Linked DNA regions of Homo sapiens: region 2 is linked to region 1. Evidence: chromatin loops called from intact Hi-C (ENCODE). Cell type or tissue: heart right ventricle. All regions are shown on one strand.

The links. A loop is a pair of places that touch in the nucleus more often than their neighbours do. Peaks named below come from ENCODE experiments on the same cell type or tissue, not always from the same donor. Only the 100,000 strongest peaks of a DNase experiment are listed, where the experiment ranks them.
Region 2: a loop joins it to region 1, with 4 times the contacts of the local background. A loop is called at or near these places in 10 of 110 quality-filtered maps.

Annotation. Positions count from the first base shown.
Region 1 is chrX:55,131,387-55,139,386 of GRCh38, reverse strand. It overlaps the pseudogene LOC100421179. Among named protein-coding and RNA genes, the nearest start is that of VCF2, 26 kb to the left of the region's middle. In heart right ventricle, a CTCF peak has its summit at 4,025 (motif pointing left); a DNase peak (open chromatin) is centred at 4,026.
Region 2 is chrX:55,323,067-55,331,066 of GRCh38, reverse strand. No RefSeq gene overlaps it. Among named protein-coding and RNA genes, the nearest start is that of PAGE3, 62 kb to the right of the region's middle. In heart right ventricle, no CTCF peak of the experiment used is centred here; no DNase peak of the experiment used is centred here; H3K27ac peaks cover 2,791 bases.

The DNA.
Region 1 (8,000 bases):
ACTTCTGCAGCTGGCTTGAATTTCTCCCCAGAAAATGGTTTTTAATTTTCTATCACATCGTCAGGCTGCAAATTTTCCAAACATTTAGGCTCTGCTTCCCTTTTAAACATAAGTTCCAATTTCATATCAACTCTCTCAAGTTCAAAGTTCCACAGATCTCTAGGGCAGGAGCAACATGCCACCAGCCTCTTTGCTAAAGCATAGCAAGATTGACCTTTGCTCCAGTTCCCATTGAGTTCCTCATCTCCATCTGAGACTACTTCAGCCTGGACTTCATTGTCCAAATCATTATGAGAATTTTGGTCAAAAGCATTCAACAAGTCTCTAGGAAGTTCCAAACTTTCCCACATCTTTCTGTCTTCTCTCTGAGCCCTCCAAACTGTTCCAGCCTCTGCCTGTTATGCAGTTCCAAAGTTGCTTCCACATTTTCAGGTATCTTGATAACAGGGCCCCACTCTCCGCAGTACCAATTCCTCTTTTAGTCCATTCTCACACTGCTATAAAGAAGTACCTGAGACTGGGTAATTTATAAAGGAAAGAGGTTTAATTGACTCACAGTTCCACATGGCTGAGTAGGCCTCATGGAACTTACAGTCGTGACAGAAGAGGAAGCAGGCATCTTCTTCATAAGGCAACAGGAGAGTGTGAGTGTGTGAAGGAGGAAATGTCAAACACTTATAAAACCATCAGATCTCGTGAGAACCCACTCACTATTATGAGAACATCATGGGGGGACCACTCCCATGATCAAATCACCTCCCACTGGGTCCCTCCCTTAACATGGGGATTATGAGGATTACAATTCAAGATGAGATTTGGGTGGGGACACAGCCAAACCGTTTCAGATGGGAACACTGTTTCCCCAGTGATTGACAGCATCTGACCATGGATAGAACTATGTGTACTTAAATATGGTTGTGGACATCTTGTCATCCTTGCATAATCTCTTCAATGCTTTGCAGCTCTGCCCACCTGCAGTACAAGATGTGCTTGATGAATGCTAGGGAGTGATTCTGGAGCAGCATTTCCTGCACAGTCCCAGTCTCTATAAATCTGTCAATGGCAGAGTTTTTAACCTGCATAGTGAGGACCTTCTTGGGTTGGGAGGAGTCATCAGAGGGAAAGTAAGCCAGAAAGTTATCCAGTTTAACCTTCAACTTAAAATCTAGGGTTGAAGGGAAGCTCTGCTCACAAGGACTAACAGCTGAGCATTAGTGGAGAGGCCACTATTGGCAAATAGACCCTGCCTTGTCGTATTGGCCCAGGTAGCATTAGAAGGCAGGTCTTGAGGATTCTCAAACTGGAGGAAGAAAGATATGCTTCACCTGCTTATTTGGATCTGTTTATTTGAAGTAGAATTGCTGGCCCTGATGTCAAGAACCTGCAAAGATAAAACCTGGAGCTCTTTGAATAGAGCTACTGGAGAATGAGTCTTGGCGTCCTTTCGTCAGAACCTGAAAGAGTATGAGAGGAATATTCTCAGATAATTCTTTCAAGGATATCTCAAGTCAATCTTTTTCCTAGCAGCCAGAATTCCCCCATTCCACACTGAGAAGGATAGAATGGTTTTGGTAGAGAAAAAAGAGGCCAATAGTAATGGATGTGGGCTTATTCCCAAACAACTAAGTGAGCCCTATTCTCTTTCAGCTCAAGAGTATAGATTCAGGTTAATTTCTAAGACTGATTTTTCCAGAACACAGCTCTTGGAGTAAACAAATTTGCTGAGGACAAACAACACCTCAAGAATGGAGCTGCACTGGGCCTTAAGGCCCTAGGAAGCCCCATTCACATTGCATTCTATGTGAACGGTGCCTTCTGGAGTTGTGTAACACAGAGACTCTTTTAAGATCCCTGGCACTTCTATTATCTAACACAATGACAACTTTGTCAATATTCAGCTTTTGAGAGAGGGGCATATTGTTATAAGTAAGGGTATTGAGGAAACAGATATCGGAATGTGGCATCCTAGTTTAAGGGCAAAAGAAGCCTGGAATTAGACTATGCTCACTGCATCTCTCTCACTAAATGATTACATGGCTTTGTCATCCCATTCTATTTGTTTTCCTCTTGCCAATTCCTTTTTCTTCTCAGTCAATATAGCCAAATCCTCCATCTGATCTTTGAATTTTGGAGTTCTCCAGGGCACAGTCCTTGGTCCTCTTTTCTTCTCATCAGGGATGTCATTCAGTTTCACGGCCCCAAGTAATATTCCTATACTGAGAGAATCCAAATGTGTATTGCCAAGCCTGAGCTCTCACCTCTCTCTTCCAGACCCATAAAATCCCCTAGCCCGTTCCTCTTCTCTATTTGAGGGTCTCAGTCCTCTCAAACTTGACATTTTCACATGTAATCTTATCATCTTATCCTTCTGACTATACAGTTTCCTCATTAACTCTGGCACCTCTTTCCCACACCCTCCACAGCCATCACTAAATCCTCTCCTCAGAACTAAACCTAAAAGTGGTTCAGTTAGCTTCATCTTCTTCACTGCTAACAATAATCCAATCCATGATCATTTCTCACGTGGATTAAGGTGAGAGCTTTGTTGTGACCTCCCAACATCTACTGCAGCCCCACTGTGATCCACTATCACATGAATGTAAAATTAAACTTTGACTTTTAAATTAAAATTTGAGTTAAAATTGTAGTTTTTATTATGTTACTCTCCTTCTCCAAACCCTACAATGGACTGTGTAATTAAGGACAACTGTGAAAATATTTGTTTAATTGTGATAGATGCTGCAAAATACAAGAATAAGATGTCTGGGCATATATAGTGAGGGATCTCTAAGGGCCTGGATGACTAGGGAAGGCTACCCATTCCTTTTAGGACAGTGTGCAAGACCCTTACTCTAGCCCACAAAGCTTTGCTTGATATAGCCAAGTTCAATCTCTATTTCTCCAGGCTCATCTCATGTCACTATTTCTCTCAATGCACAATTCTCAACCTCATTGACTCTTTCACATCCTCAAATATACCAACATCTTTCTTGACTCAGGCCTTTAAACACGCCCTTCCTTTTGCCTGGAATTTCCTCCCTTGTCTTATTCACCTGTATAACTCCTATTCATCCTTCAAGTTGAAGTTCAAATGTCACTTCCACAGGAAAGCCTTCTCGGACCATCTAGGCTTGGTGATGTCTCTCTGTTATATGTTTCTAAGGCAGATTATAATTTTGTTTTATGGCAATCACCAATATTGATATAGATACTTATTTATGAGTGAAACATCTGCCTCCCCTCCAGACTAAAACCTCTGTGAAAAAGGATCCATATGTGTCTGGTTCATTGCTATATTTCCAGAACACACAATAAATACCGATTGAATGAACCAGAAAAGAAAGGTGAGTTAGGGCTCCCACCCGTAGGATGGCCTCCAGAATGGATCAGAGCAACTCACAACAGGGATGGATCTGGAAGCAGGCCTTTTGGCAAAGTGTTGAAAAGAGGTTGATTCAAAGTGGTGGCCACCAATTAATCTAGTGAACAAAGCTGAGTCTTGATACCTAAGCCTATAGGAGGAAATTATCTTCATCTAACAATTTCCCTAGGTAAGCTAAAAACAGAAAGTGCTCTGGATCCTTCGTTCCCCTTCAGTTTACCCTTTCCTGTCCCATGTTTAAGGAGCTAAGTCTGAAGGCAGGCCAGACTCATTATGGGGCTGGTTGGGAATTAATTGAATGACTGCTTTTCTGGCCAACGGTAAGTCTGATATGACTTAGCAAGGAGGACTCTCTTCTATCAGCATGATAGAAGATAGGGCCTGAACTGCAACTTGGTCAGAGACATGGCTCAGCATTTGAGAAGTAACTTGCTTTCATTCAAAATTGCTCCCCTATAGAGGACCAATAAAAGGATGTGCTGGATGACAATGGTAGGGTAGGGTATGATGAAGGTCATGGGAGAAAGACCTTGGTATGTCAGAAAAGACACATACCACAGAACTATTGTGCTAAAGAGTGACTGTCATCAGAAATCTTTAAGCTACACCCACTCCTGAAAGTGGATGGCTCCTGCCACCTGCTGGATGAGCATATGGAATGCGAGTGGAAAGGAAAGGATCATAATGAACTAGAACATAGAAAGAGCAGGCTGTGAAAGTTGGCAGCACAACAGGTATGGAGATAATGAGAAGAAACCATCCAGTTTCAGATTGTTTTCAAGAATTCCTGATTGTAACTTGATCTGGTGGCCCAGCTATGCTATGGAACTTGTTTCATGGCTGTATGGAAGGGCAAAGAATGATGTCAGAAGAAAGAAAAGCAATGCCATTTCTCTGCATCTTTGGCGAGCAATTTGGAGCTATTTTTGTGTGATGACTTTGCATTAAGTTTCCTAATTCTCAGTGTGGAAGGTCAGTATGATTGAATGAGAGCTGACCAGCAGTGCTATAAAATTCCACTATTTATTTTCTACAGCTTGATAGCACCTTCCTTCACTCCCATGGAGAAGCAAGCTTAATTTTGTCATCTCACATGCTAGTTAACAAATATGGTAGATGCCTTTTCTCAGTTTTTTTTCTTTCAGTTCTCAACAGCATGGAGCCCTATTCACCACCACTCCTGGAAGCTTTCTCCTTCCCTTCCCTTCTCTGATCTTCTGCCTTACTACTTTTTCTCTTGTCTCTTTGAGTGCACAATGGAATTCTTTCCAAGCTGTTCCTCTTTGCCACACCCCCACTGCAATGGGCTGAATGTTTGTGTCCCCTCAAAATTCATGTATTGAAACTCTGATCCCAATGTGATGGTATTAGGAGGTGGGGCCTTTAGGAAGTGCTTAGGTCATGAGAGTAGAGCCCTCATGAACAAAATTAAAGCCCTTATAAGAAGTCAGAGAGCTATCCACCACCTAGGAGTACAGCAAGAAGCCAGCAGTCTGCAAGTCTAAGGGGGGCCTCATAGAACCCTGATCTCAGACTTACAGCCTCCAGAACTGTGAGAAATATGTTTCTATTGTTTATAAGCCACCAGCCTATGGTACTTTGTTATAGCAGGCAGCCAAACTAAGACACACACCCTATCAAATATTTCTTGAATTCAGTACTTAAGCCTCTACTCATTTTAGTCTATCCTCTCTGCCTCAGGATTCTCTTTCCTCAAACATTACTTCTAAGCACATGACTACTAGATGTCTATTGTTGTCCTCACCACTGCCTTAAATTCCAGATATGCATTCCCTTCTCCATGCTGAACATTTGCTCCAGTAAGTTTCTCTGTCAACTCATTATCAGTATAACTAAATCAAAATTCATCAAGACTACCCAAAATGTGCTTACATTCCTTCATATCTCAATGCATCCCACTACCATGTCCCTAGATATTCTAGGCCCTCCTTGACCTTCCAATTGTTCCTTGGATGTCTCTTCCCTATAATTTTTCAGTTACTACTTCCAGGTCTCAAATTTAGATCACAATCATCTCACGTTTAGATTAATCCAATAATATTCTAGGGGTGGTTTTCTTTCTCTGTCTCCTCTTGTCTTTCCTTTCTTTGCTGCCAGATTAACCTGATGCAGATGCCTTTTGGGTCATATTTTTGGTCAGTTCTAAAAGGGCCCCACTACTTTATATCTTACTTGGTGGTCAAGGCTTTCCTGGCCCCAGTGAACCCCTTCAGCTGTATTTCCCATTACCCTCTTTCTTCCAGAAACACTTACATCAAAACATGAACTGAAAGATATCAGGCTTCCCTTTATTTTGCAAATTGCACAAAGACTTTTATACCATAAATGTGACACCACTGACACTGCATAATCTTGCCTCAATCCATCCATTCATTTGTCTGTCCATCTCTCTGTCTATGGATGCATGAAACTATGATTCCATCCACATACCTATCCAAGAAATGTTTGGAGAGTGTCTATAGGCCATGAACTAAACCAAAGTGCACACCCTATTAAAAGCTCCAATATCATCCTGTGAGGCAGGGCAAGGGATCCCCTGAAGGGACCTTCCTCCTAATTTCAAAACTGGTCCTCTGTTGTCTCTTCTGAGCCCAGTCACCTACTTTGGAGATTCTGTGACATGTTTTCACCACGACCTACCTCGTCAAGAAAAGCTGTCATATACAACCATGTTTTCATGCATCTTTCTGGATGCTGGAGCATGGAGTTCTCCCCACTGCCAATACCAAACACTACAAAATCCCCAAATGATTTAAGTACTATATATCCACTTAAGTGATGCTTCTCAACTCACATGCATCCTGGAACAGGAAGTACAACATCTAAACCCTTGTTTGAAGTTGTACAGTTTTTTTTATGTCAAATCTTCATATCTTGGTTAAACCTCCCTCTCTGTTGTAAAACCGTGTCTCCATCCATTCCTTCATATGATTTGTCTGTAAGTATTTATTCAACACCCAATTACCTGCCTTCTGATTTGTCTGGACCATGTTAGAGACCCATGGGACTTCATTTTGCTAAAATCAAAACCAAGTATACTTAATTTGCGAGGTCATGTTACCAATTACCTGCCTTCTGATTTGTCTGGACCATGTTAGAGACCCATGGGACTTCATTTTGCTAAAAACAAAACCAAGTATACTTAATTTGCGAGGTCATGTATGCCATGGTAAAAATGAAGCTCTCCATTTCTCTCTCATAAAGATTGTGCTGGGTGCCCACTGGGGCATGAGGATCAAGAAGACCTGTAATAAAGCTGTTGCTCACAAGCAGAGCCTGTGGGTCTGATACAAAGGAGCCTGAGGTTCCAGTATTACTGGGCACAAAACTGTCTTGGTCTGTGTTTCCCTTCTGAAAAGACAGATGGTCAATTTCCACTCTGTGGAAATCTTGGGCATGTGGCTAATGTTCTAAATATATAAAAATGCAACCCATGCCTTGGACTCTCTCCATCTGTGATAGGCATAGGAGTCCCAACCAAGATACTTCTTTGTGTGGGAGCCAAGTAAGACCACTAGAATCTCCCACTGGAGTCCTCCATGTAGGTTCTTGCAAGATGCTCTGACCCATAGGGTCACTAGCAGGATGTGTGGTTGCTGGGATAATTTCTAGTTCTTCATCCTTGTCCCAAGGCAGCTCTTCCTATATGGGAGAAAATGCCCATATGAGGTGGCTCTTCTTTCTTGAAATAGATTTTTCCAATCAAGTTATTTGGTTTCCATCTGAAAGTCTGTCAAAAGAGCAGGAAACACCAAGCTGTGGTGTTGTGAGAAGATTATCCTGTTGGCCATCTCTATGCTTAACAGTGTCCCAGAACGGCTGCAAGGTCCTTATGCAGAAAGCTCGCACTAGACTTGTTCTGTCCCCTGGAGAGTGGCCTCATTTCCATCTATCCTTGGCATATGAGAACATACCATATTGGAAGCCTAAAGTATATTCATTCACCTATGTTGGACATGTTTGAAAACATGGCTACCACATGTCTCTGTCTCCTGAACACCTGTGCTGAATAATGGAACCAATCTCAGGGACTGAAGGGACAAAAATATTGGGGAAACCAACCAGAGAAAGGGCCTGACAAGCCCATTACTACATTGTGTATGTGTGTGTGAGTGTGCGTGTGTGTGTGAGTGCGTGTGTGTGCGCGTGTGTGTGTGAGAGAAAGAGGCAGCATTAATGAGAGAGAGAGAGAGAGACAGTTCTGATCATTATGCAGGAATCTAGGGGCCATTTCTGAGAGTGTATATTGATAAGTAATAGATAAGAGCTCAAATCAAATGGCACTTACCAATGTCCAGAATGTCATATCCTGAACAAAAACCAAAGAAATACTCAGGGCCAGGAGGGAAGATGACAGCAGGGCCACGAAGCAGGGCTGAGACTTTTGGTGGAGTGTTAGTGCAAGTTGAATTGAACTCAACTATGATTGGAAAACTGCAAGAAGTTTCACAGACTGATCTATCTGAATAAAGGAGCTGGCCATGCCTTTTTCTTCTCCAGGTGTCCTACATAAAAAAACAACCTACTGAAATAACTTATTTCTCTGGATTTCAGGTTCTACCTTTCTGCATTACATTAAGCTAGTTAATATAACCAT
Region 2 (8,000 bases), 190 kb before region 1:
TCCCAGTCCTAGAGCAGGAGAAAACTGATGTCCCAACTCAAGCAGAGATAGAATTCAACCTTCCCCCACCTTTTTGTTGTATTCAGGCCCTTAGTGGATTAGATGATACCCATCCACATTGGTGAGGGCCACCTGCTTTACTTGGTCCACCAATTCAAGTGTTAACCTTTGCTGGAAACACTACACAACACACCCAGAAACAATGTTTAGCCTGATATCTGGGCATTCCATGGTCCAGCTTAGTTGGCACATAAAGTTAGCCAACACAAATGTCATAAACTCTCAGCAATAAGTGTAGGTCCCTATGCCAAACATATGCCCTCTCTGATTTAGATAAAATAATTTTGGTGTTGAACAATTTGGTTCAAATCCCAGGCTAACCATTTGCTTACTGTGTGGACTTTGTAAGTTGATAAGCCTCCCTGCCCTTGTTTTCTTCAAGGTTACTGAGAATTAGGGCACAGAGCAGGGGCTTGCTAACTCATCCAGAGGAGGATCATGTGAGAAACAATACAATTTCAGAAGTAACAGAGTTTGGTCTGATAAAATATGGGTGGAAGGAAGGAAAGGACCACTCAGGCAATTGGAACAGCAAGTGTAAAGGCCTAGAGATATGAAGTTGTCTGCAGTCCAGTTTGACTGCAGCGTGAGGTGTCCACAGTGGCAGGATGGAGAGGGAGACTATCTGCAGAGTGACTTCCAGGACAGCTCTAGGCCACGGTGCCCTTCCTTTTCCCAGTGCCATGTGCATTGACCCCTTGTTGGCATTTTAGGCCTTAGCTCATGAGTCATGTGACCATTCTTTGAATCTCAGCTTTACCACATATTAGCTACTTGATCTTGAGGTAATAGTTAATTCCTCAATGCCACAGTGTCATCACCTGCAGGACTGCAATAACAGTGGTATCATCTCATAGAGGGGTCATGAGCATTCAAGGATGTAGTTTATGTCAAGTCCCAAGAATAGTGATTGCCACAAATCATTGTTAAGCAATGTTGGCTGGTGTCAAGATCTGTCCCAAAAATGTCTTGTTCCTCACATAATATTCTTGGGGCAAGAGTTCCATCCATTTCCACTATATTATCCCCTGAACCTAACCCAGAACTAGGCACAATGAAAGAGCTTCATAGATACATATCCCACGATTGCTCCTTCCATACTTGCCTAGCCTCTCCAAGGATGCTCTCCTCTCTTAAAGTTCACTATTACTTGTGGAAGTAATTTAGATAATCCAGTTACCCTCCTTATTGTCAAGTTCAAATTTCTTAGTAAGCAAGTCCATTTATTCACTCTCTTATTCAAATACCCAAACACATAACCCACCACACACACACATACAACCCACCCCTTAGACCCTTCTGCAAGACTCTGCCCCCCTGAAGCTCTGGGCATCATGAAGGAGACAAGTAGGTAATCAGAAAGTTCTAATGCAGGATGATAAGTGCTCTACATAGGAGCACAGAGCAGGGTGCCTCACCTGGCCAACCTAGTGAGGGGTTGACAGAAAAGGTTGAGATCCAGATGCTAAGGAAGACTTAGTTAGCAAATGCAGGTGGGGAGGGGGAAGTCTGACAAAAGTTCAGTCTGGAGGAGAGGAAAGTTCTTTGATCTTAGGGAACTGCAATTGCTCTAGTGTGGACAATGGGGGTGAGGAAGAGGTAGCCATGAGGGTGGAGAAGCTACCAGAGACCAGGTCATAAAGAGATACATATGTCAAGTCAAGAGCATAGATTTTATTCTGAAGGATTTGGTTACTCATGGAAAGTTTTAAGTAGGAGGCAGTGACATGATTAGTTTGCCTTTTGAGGAGCCTTCTGTATGCAATGAGGTGAAGGAATGAATGGTGAGTTGGATACAAATGAACTGGAGGCTGTGAGACCATTAGAAGTCTATTGTAGGGGTCAATGAATAGATGAGAATGGTGGCAATGGAAGATGGCCCTTATTTTTTTCAGTAGAAAAGCTCCAACTTGGCCTATCATCATGGGGTAGAAAAGAGGAGCAAGATTCAGACACTTAGAAGGTGGAACCAATGGCCTGCCATCATCAACTGGATATCAGGAAGGAGACAAAGGGAGAAGGCTATGCAGATGCATGGTGTCTAGTTTGGGGCAGGCTATCTGGCAGTGCCACTCAAGTGAATAAAAAATACACTACAGAGAGCCAAGAGGAAAGAGGATGAACTCAGACCTTTCTCAATCAATTTCTCTTTCCTCTCTCCATCTGGCACCGTCTTTCCCTTCATGTTTCTACTCCAACTGCACCAGAATAATAGCTTTTCCCCAGCCATGCTTCTCCACCTTTGTTCATGCTGGCCCCTGCCTGCTGTGACCTCCTTTTATCTTCTTGTCTTTTAGTGTCCATGCCAAATATCACTCCCCAATGGTCCAACATAAGAATTGGATTTCCTCTTTGCCTGGCCTGCTCCTTGCCTTTATCACTAATCACAGTCATATCAGGAGTAGTTGCCTAAATATATGCTTTTTCCAGCAGGTATTACAGTCATCTCTTTGTGCTTGGACATGGCTGACTTCCAAGTCTGAACATGAATGGGGACTGAATTGACTTTTTCCCTCAGGATGGGGGCCTGTGCACCCATTATCCACATGCCAAATGCCTAAAGTCCCTGAAATATGCTTGTTCCTGCAGAGTAAGTTGTAATGGGTAAGCCTTAATCCCTGTTCTCAGTGAACTATGGGGTCTACTCAGAAAGTCTGAGTCAGAGCAAGCCTGGCTGAAGCTAGAAAGACTGTAACTAAATGATAGCAGTGAATTAGAAGTGAAAAACTGGGATTCATTGCAAGGAAAGGAAATTACCTGATACAGTTGGAGGCTACCAGGAGGAAATGTCATTTAGGGACTTGGAGTATGGGTAGTATATTGTTTATCTATTGCTACATAACAAATTACCACAAATTTAACAGGTTAAAAAAATACATTCATTATCTGACCGTTTCTGATGGCCAAAAGTCTGAATATTATTTAGATGGTTCCCCAGCTCAGGGTCTCATAAGGCTGTAATGAAGGCATCAGTCATGACTGTGTTCTTATCTGGAGGCAAGGCTGGAAAAGAACTCACTTCCAGTCTCAGGTTAGTGGTAAAATTCATTTCCTTACAGGACTGATGGCTCTGGATTCTTGCTGGTAGTCATTGATGGCTGAAGTTACTAGAGTCTGGCAGTTCCTTGCCATGCAGACTTCCCCAACATGGCCACCTCAACGAGAGTCTCTAGAACACGTTTTCTGGCAAGATGGAGTCGTATATAACATAATGAAATCATCTAAGTGACACTAATAACTTGTGCTGTAGTCTAACAGTGTAAAGCAAGTGGATTTATGCTTCTGGGAGGAGGAAATAGGCATACTTTCTCCTATTTCTTCCACTGTACAACTAAAAGCCTTAGGCATTAAATAAAACAAACGCAAGACTCTGAAAGGCAGAGAGAAGAGAGTAAACCAATTATGGACCTCCAAACCCTGGGAAAAAACCGGTGGTGTATACCCTGAGTTTTCTTTTTCTTTTATATATCCTGGACTTGAAGTTGATGAAGACAGTGACCTAGAAACACCAACAGGGCACAGACAAAAAAAAGTCTGAACAAAAGTCTGCTCTTTCTAGCCAAAGAACCAGGGGAAGGGCAGCCTAGCACGGCAGAAAACTTTTAGACAGTAACTGCTTCACTCCAACCAAATAAACGCACACACAAACTCATAAAACTGCTCCACCGCACCCATGCTAGCAAAGTCTGAGCAGGAAGCCTAAACTTACTTCCTTGAGAGGATATAATGAGAAATGTAGCAGCCCTATCAGAGTGGTAGTGAGGAAAGTTGAGTAGGAAACTAGGCCTTTCATTCCCATCAGCGAGTAATTAGCGTTTTCCTTCCTTAGCGTTATCAGTGGAGACCAGGTGGCAAGCTTGGACTTCCACTCCCATCTGGCAGTAAAAAAGCACCTTTCTCCCCTCTAGGGTGGTGTCAGAGGAAGCCTAATAGAGAGTCAGGACTTTCACCACTGCCAAGAAGTAATGAAGTCATCCCTATTGTAATGCTATTAAAAGCCACTCAGCTATAATGTGGTACTGGTGGAAACTTCCCAGCAATAATAATGAACCCGCCATTGGATGTCAGTGAAAGCCAAGTAGAGAAAATGGACTTCCACTTCTACCTGACAATTACAACACTGTACCCTCTTTTTTACCTGCTAGAGTGTAGTCAGAGGAAGTCATTTAAAATAGAAGGTTGTAATAAGATCTAGGGTTTTATAACAGAATATGAAAACGTGCATGTTTCAACAAAATGTAACTTGTCATACTAAGAGCCAGAAAGATCTCAAACTGAATTCTAAAAGACAATTAATAGATTCCAACATCAAAATGACAGAGATGTTAGGATTATCCGACAATTATTTTTAAAGCATCCATGATAAAAATGTTTAAATGAGCATTTATTAACATTTTTTAAACAAATGATAAAAATGGAAGGCTTCAGAAAAAAAATAAAGCTTCAACAACAACAACAAAAAACCCAGAAGATATGAAGAAGAATCAAATGGAAGTTGTTGGAACTACAAAATCCAATTACCAAAATAAGAAGCTCAGTTGACAGGCTCAACAGCAGAATGGGGGAACAGAGGGCAAAAAATTCCCAATGAACTGAGAGATGGAATACAATGAGAAATTACCCAATATGAACAACAAAGAGAAAATACTTCAAAAAATAAATGAACAGAGCTTCAGGGACCTGTGGTACTATAATAAAAGATAAAACTTCAATGTCATTGGAGTCTCAGGAGAGGAAAAAGGAGAAGGAGCTGAAAAACTATGCAAAGAAATAATGGCTAAAAACTTTCCAAATTTGGCAAGGGACATAAACGTACAAATCCAAGAAGGTGAGTGAACCCCAAACAGAATAAACTTAAAGAAATCCTTACCAAAGCCCATCCTGATTAAACTTTTGAATACTAAATATAAGATAAAATCTTGAAAGCAACCAGAGAAAAACAATGCCACGGAGGACTAAAAGAGGTGGCACAATATTTTTTTAATGCTGAAAGAAAAGATTTGTCCACCCAGAATCCTATGCCCAGTGAAAATATCCTTCAGGAATGAAGGAAACGTCAAGATATTATCAGACAAAGAATCTTGAAAATTAAGTAAGAAAAAGCACAGTAAACAAAAAGTGGGTAAACACAGTAGGCTTTTTAAATCCTTTTGATTTTCCTAAATAATGTTTGATGGTTGAAGCAAATATAATATTGTCTAATATTTTTCTAAATGCATATAGGGAAAATATTTAAAAACAATTATACTACAAATACAAAAGTGTAGAGACACAAAGAGAAATAAGTTTTCTACATTTTACTTGAACTAGTAAAATGATGACACCAGTAGACTTGGATTAGTTACTGTATACAATGTAATTCTTATAGTAACTACAATAAAAGCCATACAGAGATATACACTAAAAACACTATAGATAAATTAAAATGAAATCTGAAAAATATTCAAGAAACACAGAGAAAGGAAGAGAAAATAAAAGAGAAACGTACAACAGAAGAAAAAAGAAAACAAAAAATAAAATGGTAGTTCACTTTAAGCCTTACCAAGTTAACAATTACATTAATTGTGAATGGTCTATACATAACAATTAAAAGACAGAAATTGGCAGAGTAGATTTAAAAAACATGACCCAACTATATACTGTTTACAGGAAAGTCACTTCCAATAAAATTATATAGGCAGGTTGAAAATAAAGGATGGAAAAGGATATATAATGAAAACATTAAGCAAAGGAAAGCAGACATAACTATATTATCTGAAAATGTAGACTTCAGAACAAAGAAAATTGCCAGATGTATTAGAGAAATACATGTTTTATGTTCCTAAAAGGTCAATCTGCCAAAAAGACATAGCAATCCAAAATGGGTATACACCAAGCAATAGAGCTGGAAAACATATGAAGCCAAAACTAATAGAACTAAAATGAGAAACAGACATATCTACAATTAGAGTTGTAGACTTCAATACTTTTCTTTCAATGATAATAGAACAACTAGACAGAAAATCAGCAAGAATAGACAACTCAGTAACACCATCAGACAGCAGGATCCAATGAACATTAATAGAGTACTCCACTCAACAACACTACAATACACATTTTCTTCAAGTGTTCAAAAATCATATGCCAAGATAAACAATACACTTAGCCATAAAACATGCCTCAACAAATTTAACAGCATTGAAATCATACAGAGAATATTCTATGATCATCATATTGGAATCAAATTAGAAATCAATAACAGAAAAATAAAAGGAAAGTTTCAAAACATAGGGAAGCTAGACAACACAGTTCCAAATAATACATGAGTCAAACAGAAAATATTAAGAGAAAATATAAAATACATTAAACTGAATGAAAGTAAAAATATAGTATATCAAAACATGTGGGACCCAGCTAAAGCAGTGCTAATAGATTTATAGCACTAAATGCATACATTAGAAAAAAGGTCTCAAATCAATAATCTAAGCTTTTATCGCAAGAACCTAGAACAGTAAAATAAATCCCAAGCAAGTAGGAGGAAGAAAAAAATAAGAATAAGAGCAGAAATTGATTAAATTAAAAATTTTTAAAATAGAAAAAAATCAATGAAAGTGCTGATTCCTTGAAGAGATCAATAAATTGACAAAATTCTAGCAAGACTGACAAAGAAAGAGAAAATACATGAATACCAGGAATAAAACAGGGATATTAATATAGACCATGAAGACATCTGAAGGATAATAATGTGTATACGATTAACTCTACCCAGATAAATTTGACAACTTCGATGAAATGGGCCAGTTCCTTGCAAAACACATACTGCCACAACTCACTCAGTATGAAATGCAAAATTTGAATAGCCCCGTAAGAAAATTACTTTGTGATTAATAAAAAACTCCCACAAAAGAAAACTACAGAGGAAGGGTAACATCAGCAAGATGGTGAAATAAGACTTTTCAGTGCTCATTCGTCTGCATGAACATCAATTTGAACAACTATCCACACATGAAAATGTCTTCACAAAGGCTGAGGAAACCAGGTGAGAGATTATAGCACCTGAGTATAGCACAGAAATAAGAAAAGACACATTGAAGAGGGTAGCAAGGACAGTTCTACATTATCCATGTCAACCCTCCCCCAACCACAGGCAGCACAGCATGGAGAGAGGTACCCTTTGCTTGAAGGAAGAGGGAAGCGAGCACTGTACTTTGCCTCGGACCCCACTACTAGGTCTGTCCCACTAAAACCCAGTGGCAGACAGGCCCTGACACTCCAGACCCTAGACTGGTACATGTGGACTGATCCTCCAGGCCCACCCTGATGATAGACTAAATTCTGCATACCCAGGCTCCATGACTGCCTGGTGGGGTGGACTCCATCACCAAGCCACCCCACTTCCAGGTCAACCCCAGAAGCCCCAGGCCCTGGGCTGGCACCAGCAGCTGCAGGCCCCAGTTCACCCCCATAACCAGCACATGATGGCCCCAGTGGTGCCAGGCTGCAGGCCCACCCCTCTGCCAGGCCAACTGCCACAGCCCCAGCCATCAGGCTGGCCCCTGCAGACACAGACTCCAGGCCCAACCAGCACCAGGCCAGCCCTCTGGCCACAAATGCCAAACCAGTACCCACAGGCAGGGACTCCAAGCCAGGTGTGATCCCACAGCCCCAGCCTCCAGACCTGCCCCACAGACTTGATCTCTGGGCCTGCCATAGCACTCAACTGACCGCAGTGGGCCCAGGCTCCAGACGTTCCCCAGCATCAGATCAGCTCCAGTGAACTGGGGTTTCAGGATTGCCCCAGCACCAGGTCAGTTCCCACAGACTCAGGTTCCACGCCTTCCCCAGGACCAACCCAGACCCAGTGGCCCTGTACTCAGGGCTTGCCCAGTGTCAGGCTGGTCTCCACAGCTCCACTATCCAAGCTAGACTCTGCTGGCCTTCCAGCAGACCCAGGGTGTAAG